Linked DNA regions of Homo sapiens: regions 2, 3 and 4 are each linked to region 1. Evidence: chromatin contacts called from ENCODE Hi-C or POLR2A ChIA-PET data. All regions are on one chromosome and are shown on one strand. Each heading gives the region's core, a stretch centred on a gene start or an enhancer-like site at or near the end of the contact. The rest is flanking DNA. Distances are from core to core; before and after follow the strand shown.

The links. A loop is a pair of places that touch in the nucleus more often than their neighbours do. ChIA-PET counts read pairs that join two places held with the same protein, here RNA polymerase II (POLR2A). Pooled maps may share reads with other maps.
Region 2: a pooled map shows a loop between it and region 1 (10-fold over the local background). The contact joins the promoter of HCLS1 here to the promoter of TIMMDC1 in region 1. A Hi-C loop is called at or near these places in 6 of 50 pooled maps.
Region 3: a map of CD4-positive, alpha-beta T cell shows a loop between it and region 1 (5-fold over the local background). The contact joins the promoter of GOLGB1 here to the promoter of TIMMDC1 in region 1. A Hi-C loop is called at or near these places in 2 of 168 maps with a recorded cell type or tissue (CD4-positive, alpha-beta T cell and naive thymus-derived CD4-positive, alpha-beta T cell) and 8 of 50 pooled maps. POLR2A ChIA-PET finds 5 or more read pairs at or near these places in 1 of 52 experiments (PC-3).
Region 4: a loop to region 1 is called in a pooled map, with 19 times the contacts of the local background. The contact joins the promoter of FAM162A here to the promoter of TIMMDC1 in region 1. A Hi-C loop is called at or near these places in 7 of 50 pooled maps.

What each region holds. Positions count from the first base shown.
Region 1 is chr3:119,497,285-119,500,031 of GRCh38, forward strand. It overlaps TIMMDC1 (translocase of inner mitochondrial membrane domain containing 1), which reads left to right and starts at 1,263. Exons shown (of 7, transcript NM_016589.4): 1 at 1,263-1,643. The coding sequence starts at 1,450. RefSeq lists an enhancer at 1,003-1,052.
Region 2 is chr3:121,659,569-121,662,478 of GRCh38, forward strand. HCLS1 (hematopoietic cell-specific Lyn substrate 1) reads right to left here and starts at 1,335. Exons shown (of 14, transcript NM_005335.6): 1 at 1,252-1,335. RefSeq lists enhancers at 1,178-1,367, 1,558-1,607.
Region 3 is chr3:121,748,414-121,751,364 of GRCh38, forward strand. It overlaps GOLGB1 (golgin B1), which reads right to left and starts at 1,328. Exons shown (of 22, transcript NM_001366282.2): 1 at 1,219-1,328. RefSeq lists enhancers at 986-1,035, 1,056-1,295.
Region 4 is chr3:122,382,783-122,385,482 of GRCh38, forward strand. It overlaps FAM162A (family with sequence similarity 162 member A), which reads left to right and starts at 1,400. Exons shown (of 5, transcript NM_014367.4): 1 at 1,400-1,517. The coding sequence starts at 1,484. MIX23 (mitochondrial matrix import factor 23) reads right to left here and starts at 449. Exons shown (of 5, transcript NM_001017928.4): 1 at 392-449. The coding sequence starts at 442. RefSeq lists enhancers at 1,211-1,711, 1,535-1,584 and a silencer at 1,295-1,444.

The DNA of each region.
Region 1 (2,747 bases), core at 13-2,512:
GAGCACCTACTGCGGTTCTAGGTCCTGGAGATACAGAGATGAATATATTTGGTCTGTGATCTCAAGGATAGTTTATTGAGACAGATTAATAGGAAATTATGATGCAGTGTTGTAAGTGCTACGATGAGTGCTGAATCAAATCTCATATCCCAGAGTAGTCTTCATGGCGCTGTCACTAATTGAGCTGGTCACTCTAGTCAGTCACTTCTCAGGGACTTATGTGTAGCATTTCCAGCTATCAAATTCCTAAGTCCACTTACTGTATTCTACTACAGTGTGGCAGTTTTGATTGACAACTAGAAAGGAATCAAGGAGGTGAAGGGATTGGCAAAATGAATAAGGGAGTATGCTTGTTAACAAGGATTGAATGAAATTACACGAATATTGAGAATATTTTAAATGCATTCATTTTAATGAAAACTGTACTTCGAAGCATATGTTAGCAGAGGTTGTAGTGACGGCAAATTATACAAACACTTGATAGAAATTCCAGAAATTCTCCTGCCTTTTGAGAAGCAGTAGGCATATGAACTAAAGGGAGTGAAATCCACCTTAGGAAGACCTGCCAAAAAGCTGATTCTTCAAAAAAGTGTTCTCGAAATCTTAGTGTAACTGGCACCAACACCCATCCCCAATGCCTCGTTTTTTTTCCAGCAGAACTGACAAGGTACAAACGGACCCCGCCCAGCCTGGAAGGCTTCTCTAATGTTGGCAGAGTAGGTTGGACTTGTTTTTGCACAAATCGCCTTTCCCTCTTTCCCTACTCCACTTGCACTGAATATTGCACTTTCTTCCTTACTGAAGCGGGATTCCTGCCTTTTTTTTTTTTTTTTGAGACAGATTTTCGCTCTTGTTGCCCAGGCTGCAGTGCAGTGGTGTGATCTCGGCTCACTGCAACCTCCGCCTCCCGGGTTCAAGCGATTCTCCTACCTCAGCCTCCCGAGTAGCTAGGATTACAGGCGCCCGCCACCATGCCCGGCTAATTCCTGGCATTTTAAATACGATAAATTACTTCAACCTATGACCACCTCAAGCTGAATATAAGTAGCCGCAGACACCGTTTGCATGACCCAGGAACCACAAACACGGAGCGAAGGCCTGCCGGGACCACGCTGAGCTTCACTACTGGCAGCCAACTCACTTCCGGGGGTGCACTCAGCACAGCAGTGGCCCAACCCGCCCTCAACCGGAAGTCTTTTGGGCTCCGGCTTCGCCGTCGCCCCGCCCCCTGGCCTTTGCCCCGGTCGGGCGGGACTTCCTGTGTCGTATTTCCAAGGACTCCAAAGCGAGGCCGGGGACTGAAGGTGTGGGTGTCGAGCCCTCTGGCAGAGGGTTAACCTGGGTCAAATGCACGGATTCTCACCTCGTACAGTTACGCTCTCCCGCGGCACGTCCGCGAGGACTTGAAGTCCTGAGCGCTCAAGTTTGTCCGTAGGTCGAGAGAAGGCCATGGAGGTGCCGCCACCGGCACCGCGGAGCTTTCTCTGTAGAGCATTGTGCCTATTTCCCCGAGTCTTTGCTGCCGAAGCTGTGACTGCCGATTCGGAAGTCCTTGAGGAGCGTCAGAAGCGGCTTCCCTACGTCCCAGAGCCCTATTACCCGGAATCTGGATGGGACCGCCTCCGGGAGCTGTTTGGCAAAGAGTAAAAGTGCCTAGGGTGTGAAGTGGGGTAGGGGGCCGCGAAAGCGGTGTCCTGCAGCGTGGGCAGCCTGGGTCAGCCTTAGGACACCAAGGATGGTGTGCTTCATTTTTAGATTATATTTGAGGTTCTGATATTTGTAACCCAAGCTTGTATCTTTTTTCTTTCTTTTTTTTTTTTTTTTTTCCAGACAGGGTCTTGCTCTGTCGCCCAGGCTGGAGTGCTGTGGTGCTATCTCGGCTCACTGCAACCTCTGCCTCTGGGACTCAAGTGATCCTCCCACCTCAGCCTCCCGATTAATTGGGACTACAGGCGCGCACCACCACGCCCGGCTAATTTTTTTTTAATGTATTTTTTATAGACAGGGTTCTTACCATGTTGCCTAGGCTGGTCTTGAACTCTTGGACTTAGGCGATCCGCCTACCTCGGCCTCCCAAAGTGCTGGGATTACAGGCGTGAGCCACCGCGCCAGCCCAAACTCGTATTTTTCTTTCTTTTTTTTTTTTTTTTCGAGACTGAGTCGCGCTCTATCGCCCAGGCTGGAGTGCAGTGGTGCGATCTTGGCTCACTGCACTCTTCACTTCCCAGGTTCAAGCGGTTCTCCTGCCTCAGCCTCCAGAGTAGCTGGGATTACAGTTGCCCACTACCATGCCCAGCTAATTTTTGTATTTTTAGTAGAGACAGGATTTCACCATTCGCCAGGCTGGTCTGGAACTCCTGACCTCACGTGATCTGCCTGTTTCCGCCTCCCAAAGTGCTGGGATTACAGGCCTGAGCCACCGCGGCTGGACTGCGCCCGGCCTAGAAGGGCAATTATTTTATAGTAACTTAATACTTAAGACAGCTATTTGTTAGAGCAGTCTCAGGATGACATCTTGGAAGCTTCATTAGCAGTTCTAGCTTCTTATGCATTTGAGAGTAACAAATCGAATTAAATAGTAGTTTTTCCTTGTTATTTTAGATTGGCATGTGCCACCCACTGCATAGTGAACTTTCCCAGTGCGTTTTTAAAAAAACATTTATTTGTTTATTTTTAGAGCCAGGATCTTTGCTATGTTGCTATGCTGGATTTGAACTCGGGCTCAAGTCCTACCTCAGCCTCCTAAG
Region 2 (2,910 bases), core at 85-2,584, 2.2 Mb after region 1:
GCCCAGGGGAAGTCTGGGTAAATCAGTTAAAGAGATGCTAAGGGGACACCGGAGAGATATTGACTGAGTCAGCCGGGAGTCATGGCTGAAAGCAGCTTGGCTTTCCCTGATGCGGTTGGAGACAGCAAAACATCCTTACTACCTGCATCCTTACTACCCCTCTGCTTCTCATCCCCTGGCTCCTGGGCTGCTGTGCAACAACAAAAGGACTGTCACACAGAAAACTGGAATGGAGAAGTTTCTGAAATAGTCATGAGCAATAAGGAAGCAATGAGGACTGATGGTCCCATCCTCCTTCCTGTGGCTCCTCTGAGGCCTCAGCCTGACTCTCCCATTCACCCATTTTTGAAATAAAGAGTTTCTGAAATAGAGACAATTTATCTAATATCCTTGACCTATTGACCAGAAACCAGAAAGGTAAGAAGTGCTATCTAGAGGTGAGAACCAGAGAGTAATCTGGTGAGGCCTTGTTGCGATGCTGACCTCCTGCATCAAAGTACACAGACTGGGAGTCAGAAGCCCTGGCTGTCACCCCAGCTCTGTGACTAAGCCTCTGAGGGACCATCACAAGGGCATCAACAGAGTAGGTACTCATTTGCCAGGTATCAGACCAGGCGATTAAGAAATACTAACTTTAATAATTTGGCAAATCAGCAATTATCTCTGATTTTCCCAGTGGAAAATAATGAAGGGGTTAACGTAGCTCATCTGTGGTCTCCTTGATTTCTGACATTCTGAGATTCTGTGATCTACGAACACAGAAACTAGCCCCAGCAGAACAATCATGCCTTCTCTTGGGCTCCATCAGCACTTGGTACTCAGTGCTAGTGTACATCAGTGACTACTTCCTGATCTGTTACATTTCCTGTGTGGGTTTGTTTCCCTGAGACCATATGCTCTTCAAGGGCAGACACTGTTTTCGTCTCCTGTGGTCCTCCTCCCAGCTCAGTACCTAGGGGAGACAGGCCTTAGAGTGGGTTGTAGATTGTCAGCAGAAACCAGGCAACACTTTGCTTGATGTTGGTGCTAGATGGCTCCTGAAACACTTGCCTTGGGTTTAAGCCCCTCCCTTTTGTTTCTATCTCCAGATGCTGATTTGCTACAACCACTCACAACCAGGCCTTCTGGCCATAAAAGGATAAAAGCCTACTAGTGGTGACCTTGCCCATCACCAAGGACTAAGAGCCAGGTAGGTTCCTCCTCAACTCTTACTCTGTGTTTCCCAACTGTCCCATGGCTCAGAGTACCCACCTCCACCTGTGCAAGCCTCTGTTCTAAGCGCCCGGCTCCTCGCGTCCACACCGACTCCCTCTCTGGCTGCTGCCACTTCGGAGTGAGAAACTGAGCTGCTGCTTCAGTTCCGTATTCAGGTTTTCGTCATTTCCTGCCACCCCATCCTCACAGCTACTTCCTGAAATTTGAGTCAGTTCCTTCTGCTTTAGACACTTAAATTTTAAAAGGATTAAATGTTTCTGTGCCTGGTCTTTTGCAAGGTTTTGACAATGGGGGTCATAGAGCAGTCATAGAAAATGCTGCTTTGACTCTGAGTTTGTAATCCAGTGAGAGAAACAAACATTCAACCAGAAAACACATTAGAGAATGCTGTAGAACAGCATTGTGTCCTAAATAGGGTGGCAGTTACATTTGAGACAGTAAAGGAATTCAGAGCATTTGGTATTGGGTGTATTCATCAAGAAAGGCTTTATGGGAAAAGTGATTTATATGTGGGTTTTGAAGCATAAGACTTAAAAAGAAACTCACCCCTATATTACCCACAGCACTTAAAAGTGGAGTTTTCATATAGATGTTCAAATAAACGTCGACCAATTGAATGCCAGAAGAGAATAACTCATGAGGGAAAAGGCAAGACATGGAAGGAGAGTTTCCTAGCTTGTTTGGGGCACTGTGGAGTCTGAGCTAACAAACTAAAGATTTGGCTCTAGAGCGTAGGAAGAATTCTGAAAGAACCAGGTGCTGGTCAGCTGATGGAAGAAGGTCTTTGTGGTATCCTGTTTTACTGCGTGTCAAGACTTGCTGCCCCTCCCTTCCCTCTTGAAGTCAGACTTACTCAGGTGACTTGTTTTGGCCAGTGACAGATACCACTTTCTGGCGGAGGCCGTAAGACCACTGCAAGCTTTGCCATGCTTTCACCACTGCCCAAGGCAACCTGCAATTCTCCATATTGGCTCCTCCAGCAGACTGGGTCCCTGAGTGAGAAAGAACACAAGTGGAGCCCCATCCACCATGTGGGGGAATTGGAGTCTTTCACTAAAAAATAGTCCTTTGTTTTGGCTACTGAGAATTTGAGGGTGTCTGTTATTGTATCTGACCTAGCCTTTCCTAATCTTGATTGTGGACTTCTTGATTTGTTCACAACGGTGCATCCTCCAAGGAGTTTAAGCAGGACTGGATGAAACTGGCCCATGATACAGGCACTTTTCTGCATTAGGAATATGAAGCCTCTGTCACTTCCAAATCTAAGGATTCTATGCCTGGGGGAGCTTTATTTATTCCTTCTACTTTATTACCTATTTATCATGGTGGTACCAAAGTTATGATAAGGAAGAGTACGTTTGTACAAGAGAAAAATCACTTGGAATCCTCATGTAGTGTCAAAATACGATTTAGACTAGATGATGTGACACACCATCCAGGTACATAGTTCTCTAGAGAAAATATAGAAATTAATCAGAGATGACACCAAGAAGTCCCATCTTTCCTTAGCAAATGTCACAAGTTCATTACTGATGAGGTAGTGAGGTGTATCACACAGAAAAAGAATGGGCCTTGAAGCCAGACAGACTTGGTTCAATTAAACCACTTATTGTACTTTGAGAAAGTGAGCTATCTTCTCTCAAGCAGCAACTTAATATAAAAATCCATAATAGCTGGGCACGGTGGCTCACACCT
Region 3 (2,951 bases), core at 78-2,577, 2.3 Mb after region 1:
GCTGCTGAGGTAGTAAAAAATATTGATGCAGTGAAAAGAAAAACATTAAATGGTCATTCTGTGGTCAAGGGATGAGAAGTAAAAGCTATGAAGCAGTTAATGTACAATGCCTGCAACTTTTGAGTACTCTTCAACTTTTTCCTGCATCTATTCCAAAACCAAATCCTGCCATTTTTCCAATAGGATATTTCCTGAGTTTGCCCCTTCATAACCATTCTGACCATCTAAATCTTATCAATTCACGCTTTTGGAAAGGCCTCTGGCCCTTATGTAAAGAGCCCTCCACTTGCTTGCATCTTGCACAGAACTGTAAAAAGGTCCTTTAAATGCTCAGACAGCTTCCAACTATCTCCAAAAGTGAAAGTACTTACCCATGATTGTAAATATCCCTGTCCCACTCTCAAACTGTCCGCTCCCCATAGACCAACTGGAGCTCTTTAAATAAGTCAGACAAATATATTCCTCATTCCTCAAAGGACTCACCCTCCCTTTCACATTCCGGTTGTGCAGATTAAACATACTCCACACCATCAAACCAAGTTATTTTTCCTCGAGAACTCTCTTAGAGGTTCCTTTTTCTCTAACAGCCTGCCCACCTCTGATTCCTGGGATTTTCGTGTTGACGGGATCGTTGGGATCTTTCCTCTCTTCTCATCTTTCCAGTAACCCATTAGCATTAGCAGGATTATTGGACAGGCCTCCGTTTGCATTAATATCTCCAATGATTCTGTGATCTCCGCCCTAAAGACCTTTGATTTCTTTTGGTCGCGCCTCCCCTTCGGGACACCAAGTTTGTTTAGGGCCTGAGCACAGGGGCCCAGCAGGTTCTTTCCGACGTCAGCGGCTGCGTACGGAGGCCGACTTAGGCAGGCCGCTCCAGGAACAAGGCCGTGCGGACAGGACTGACCTAGGCGCTTTTCCCCGTCGCTCCCAGAGGAGAAACGTACCGGGGAGGGGACAGACCGTGAGCAAGTGGTCCAAGTCTGCGCAGGGTGACCCCGAAGGCCCACCGGAGAGGCCGAGGCTTGTGGGCTACTAGAACTAGGCCTGGTAGGTGAAGGAGGCGGGTGAAGGGCCGGATCCAGGACTGAATCCGGGAGAGGCGGGGCGAGGAGGGGACTCCGGTGTAGCTGCTTGGGCAGCTCCCGCGGCCCCTCTGGCGGGGGTGACCGTTATTGGACTCGCAGAGGGAAGAGTTGGGTAGCGTCCCCTACTCACCTAGAAGCGCTGCCGCCTGAGGCTCCAGCTGCCCCCCTCCCAATTCAAGCCACGTCAGCTCGGGAAGCCCGTACGCGACACCTTCCACCGCCGCGCCCCGCCAGGGACTCAGCCACTAGCAGTTGGGACGGAAGATGGGATTAAGACACCGACCAATCAGGACTATCGGCAGGACGTTACCAGGGAGACCAGGCACACCTTGTTTGTTACCAACCTATCAACAATGACGGAAACCAATCAACGACAGAAGATGCTCCGCTTCCTCAAAGAAACAGCCAATGGACCCTAAAGAGTGAATGAGGGGAGTGATTAGACGCGAGTAGGTGCCCCGGAACAAGATCTGGGGAGGGACAGGAAGTGTCGAGTGGGCGGGCGTTCTGGGAAAGGTCAGATGTTCTCAGTGTGAAGTGGTTATGCTGGCTTCCTCCAATTCCTCCTCTTCGTCGGTTGTGACTGACCGAGACAGCGGCTTGGGCTTCGGCAGAGACTTGAGACTGCGGGCACCCGCTGCCATTAGGATTGTTGAATGAGCTGTGAGAAGGGAGTGGGGGATATGGGACTCTTAGATTGAAAAAATACTGGAGCCTCTTAGTTGTTCGTCTAGTTTCACCTTTTGATTTTGTTGATGAAAAATAATTAACCACAGAAGTAACTTGCCCAAAGTCAAACAGCGACTTAGTGATGGAACTCGGACTAGAACCCGGTGTCAGTATGAAAGAGGATCAGCAATGTCTGTAAGGACATGATTGTGAGAGAGAGAGTAGTGAATACTAGGAAGGTGCCTCTTACAAAGTGGAGCCTAAGCCAGGACCTAAGCAAAGATTGAGAGTTGAGGGCTCAGGCTCTGCAATGAGTGTCAGTGAGGAGCTCCAGCAAAAGACTGAAATCACTCATGCTTTCCTTAAACCCCTAAGGAAAGGGAAGGAAAGTAGCCAGTTTCCAATGAGCTGTCATTTCAGGCACTCTCTTGGCAATAAGAGTAATGTTAGTTTGAATTTATTGAATCTTGCTGTGCACTCAGCTGGCCCATTGTATGTATACTCATCTTAATGATTACATAACTTCACAATTCAAACATCAGCTAAGTAAGGCCTTTCCTGGCTGCCCATCTTACGGAACTGGAGGTCATTATTCTAAGTGAAATAAGTCTGGCACAGAAAGACAAATATCCCATGGTCTCACTCATGTGGGAGCTTAAAAAGTTGATCTCATGGAGTAGAGATAAGTACCAGAGGCTGGGAAGGTGGAGTTGGGGGAGGGAGGGAAGAGATTGGTTAATGGGTACAAACGTAGATAGAAGGAATAAGTTCAAGTGTTTGATAGCACAGTAGGGTGACTATAGTTAACAATATGTTATATATTTCAAAATAACTAGGAGATTAGAAATGTTCCAAACACAAAAATGATAAATGTTTGAGGTGATAGATATCCTAAACACCCTGATTTGATCATTACACATTGTATGCATATATCAAACTACCACACCCCATAAATATGTACAAATATGTATCAATACAAACATAAATAAAATTGCAATTTCCTGCATGCACTATATACTTCTTCTTTGCTTCTTTTTCCCCTAAGCATTTTGCCATCTAAAGTACTATATATTTCATTTATCTGGTATCTCTCTTCTCATTAGATTATAAGCTCCAGGAAGGTAGTAATTTTGATCTCAGCTTTATCTCCAGGTCCCAGAAAAGTATAGAGGAGGGCACTCAATATCTGTTAAA
Region 4 (2,700 bases), core at 150-2,649, 2.9 Mb after region 1:
CTTCTGCACCTTCTTCTCTCCCACAAAAACTCTACTTACAAAAGTAGGAGAGGAATGGCAGAAGCTGGAAACTGAGTTCAGGGAACTGCTACAAGATTGTTACAATCCTTATCCACGCATCCCGAGCTTTACCACAGCAGATTACCCAGAGCTTCCCAGACAAGGCCGGAGAGCCGCGGAGAGAACTATGACCCCCCTCCTCCCTCCTCCTACAGAGCAGCCTCGCTCCCTAAGGCCAAACCCGCGCCCCCCATGACCTCCAATGGCTCGAGAAAAGAGCTTTGAATTGCCCGCTTTTTCCAAAGCTGGTTCATACTCCCTCGCAAAGCAGGGAATAGGGTCTGGGGACAAAAGGAGGCACATGCCTGCCACATGAGGAAAACCCCATCACCTGGAACTCGGCGAACTCCTCACAGTTCACACCGCCACTGGGCGCCGCCATATTGGACAAACACGAGGACCCCGCTGCAGGCCAATCACCGCGGAGCAAAGGTGACCGCGGAGTCGCCTGACAAAAAATATAGTACGAGGGGAATCCTTAGGAAAGCTGAGTGCAAGGCTTGAGTTCAACGTGGTCCGCATCCACCTCGGAACCTGTCACCCTGCTGTCCCAACCCTTTTAACATGTCCTCCTGGAACTGGGCCAGATACATGGATCAAAGATTGTCAGACCTTGAAGGGACTGTTTACTCCAATCCCATCTTTTCACAAAAGGGAAACAATTTCCTTGTGGTTCCCCTACCAGGTCGTTGAAGGAAATCTAGGCAAGTGAGGCCTTTCTAATACCTCTCACTCCAGTGCCTAACCTCCTCCCCGGACCCTGGAGCAGGGGGGTCTTTGTTAAGAATTTGGGACCACTAAGAAACGTCAAGAAAAAACGGCATTTCTGGCAGTGTGGGTGGGTATGAGTAAAGTGTTTAGGATGGAGATGATCAAATGTTTTTAGAAAATAGGTAAATAGAAAACAAATTGAAAACATACATGTTAATTTCTCAGATTAGCCTGAGGGATGCTCCAACAAGAGATAGGGCCACTGAGCAGAGTCCAATTATGTGTTTTCTGATAAAAGCATATGTTCATTGAAAACACTGGAAGAGCGGCATACTGGAATACTGGTTTATCTGGTGTATTTCGGGAGTTTACAGATCACGAAAGTTGCACATTTCCTTTCTATTTCACACAGGTACTCCCATGGGTACATATCCGCTAGGGCAAGGGCCCACGGCGCCACACTCCACAGGACCATCTCCGAGGCTGGCTCAGGATGCGGCGCCAGGGGCACTAGGCTGGCGCCGCGGGTCTCCAGCGCGTGGCGCACGTCCTACACGCCCCGCACTGGCGCAGGCCTGTACACCGCGTCGCGCACGCCCCGCCCCCCGGCGCCGCCTGCGTCCTTCCCACTCCAACGCTGGGTGACATTGAGCTCACCAGCGCCACCGTCCCCGGCGAAGTTCTGCGCTGGTCGGCGGAGTAGCAAGTGGCCATGGGGAGCCTCAGCGGTCTGCGCCTGGCAGCAGGTGAGACGCCGGTCGGGATATGGGAGGTAGGGGAGCTGGCCCGGCCGCTGCGGGTGGGGGAATCCTGAAGCCTTCCTGGGCCCCGGAGTGGCTCCATTCCATGACGCACTTTCTCGGTTCCTCAGAATCCTACCTACTTAGTAGCCATGTGGGAGGGAACTAGGTGAGCAGCTGCTGATAGGCATTGGAGACTGCCCGTGAATTACCCTCATCTCCATCCACCCAGCTCCCACCAACTTAACTGCCCACGCGCCTACCCTTCTCCCCACCCCCGTCCTCAGCCTCCCCTGAGCTCAGTCTGTAAAGCACCTACTATCCCTAGACCTCCCCTTTACCCATGCATTCAGCTTTCCACCCTAACCTCCCCTATCTATTGCTCTCCTTGAGTCTTCCCTCTTCCCCCTGCTCCTTCCTCTCTGGAGTTTATCCCAGAAAACCTCCAGTCTGAAGTTTCCCCACTCATTAAATGTCTGATTAGGCCAAGGATTTAGGTCTTAGAGATTAATAATAATTGTTTTCTTAAAATGGAGGATACATTACTTTTAAACACTTATACAATTAATTGATTCGAATTTCTTGGAGGAAGTGTGTAATTGAAGGATCTGCAGTTTGTTTTGGTGGTAGACATTTGTGTGATGACTATTTTGGACTTAGGTAATGAAAGCTTAATTCTTTTTTTTTGGGAGAACCAGCAGAGCCTTGGCATAGTAGGGGTTGAGAAATCAGAGGGCTTGCATTTTGACTCTTTTCTGGGTACCAGAGATCTTTTGTTCAATGGCACACACTACATTATTAAAAAGTTGTTAATTAAATTTTTAAAGGAAAAATAGCCCCAAACTTGGCTATTCAAATAATATAAATATATATTGTAATGTAAATGAAGTAATGCAAAAAAAAAGAGTGAATGTTGCATAGTTTCACAAGTTTGATACATAACCTTCCCCACCTCAAGATTATCCTTTACACAGCTTATCTAGTGTTCCGGTAGAGAATGGACTGGAAAACATGTCTCAAACTAGAGAGTATTATTATATTTACTTCCTTTAAAAGCAAACACTTCTTCCACTAAAATCCTCAATACTATGATTTCATTGATTTTGTCAGTTTTGTTGAACTAATTCACCTAAAATATCTTCTGTACATCCTATTAACATTATGAAGCTTTTCAACAAGGCAAGTGAAA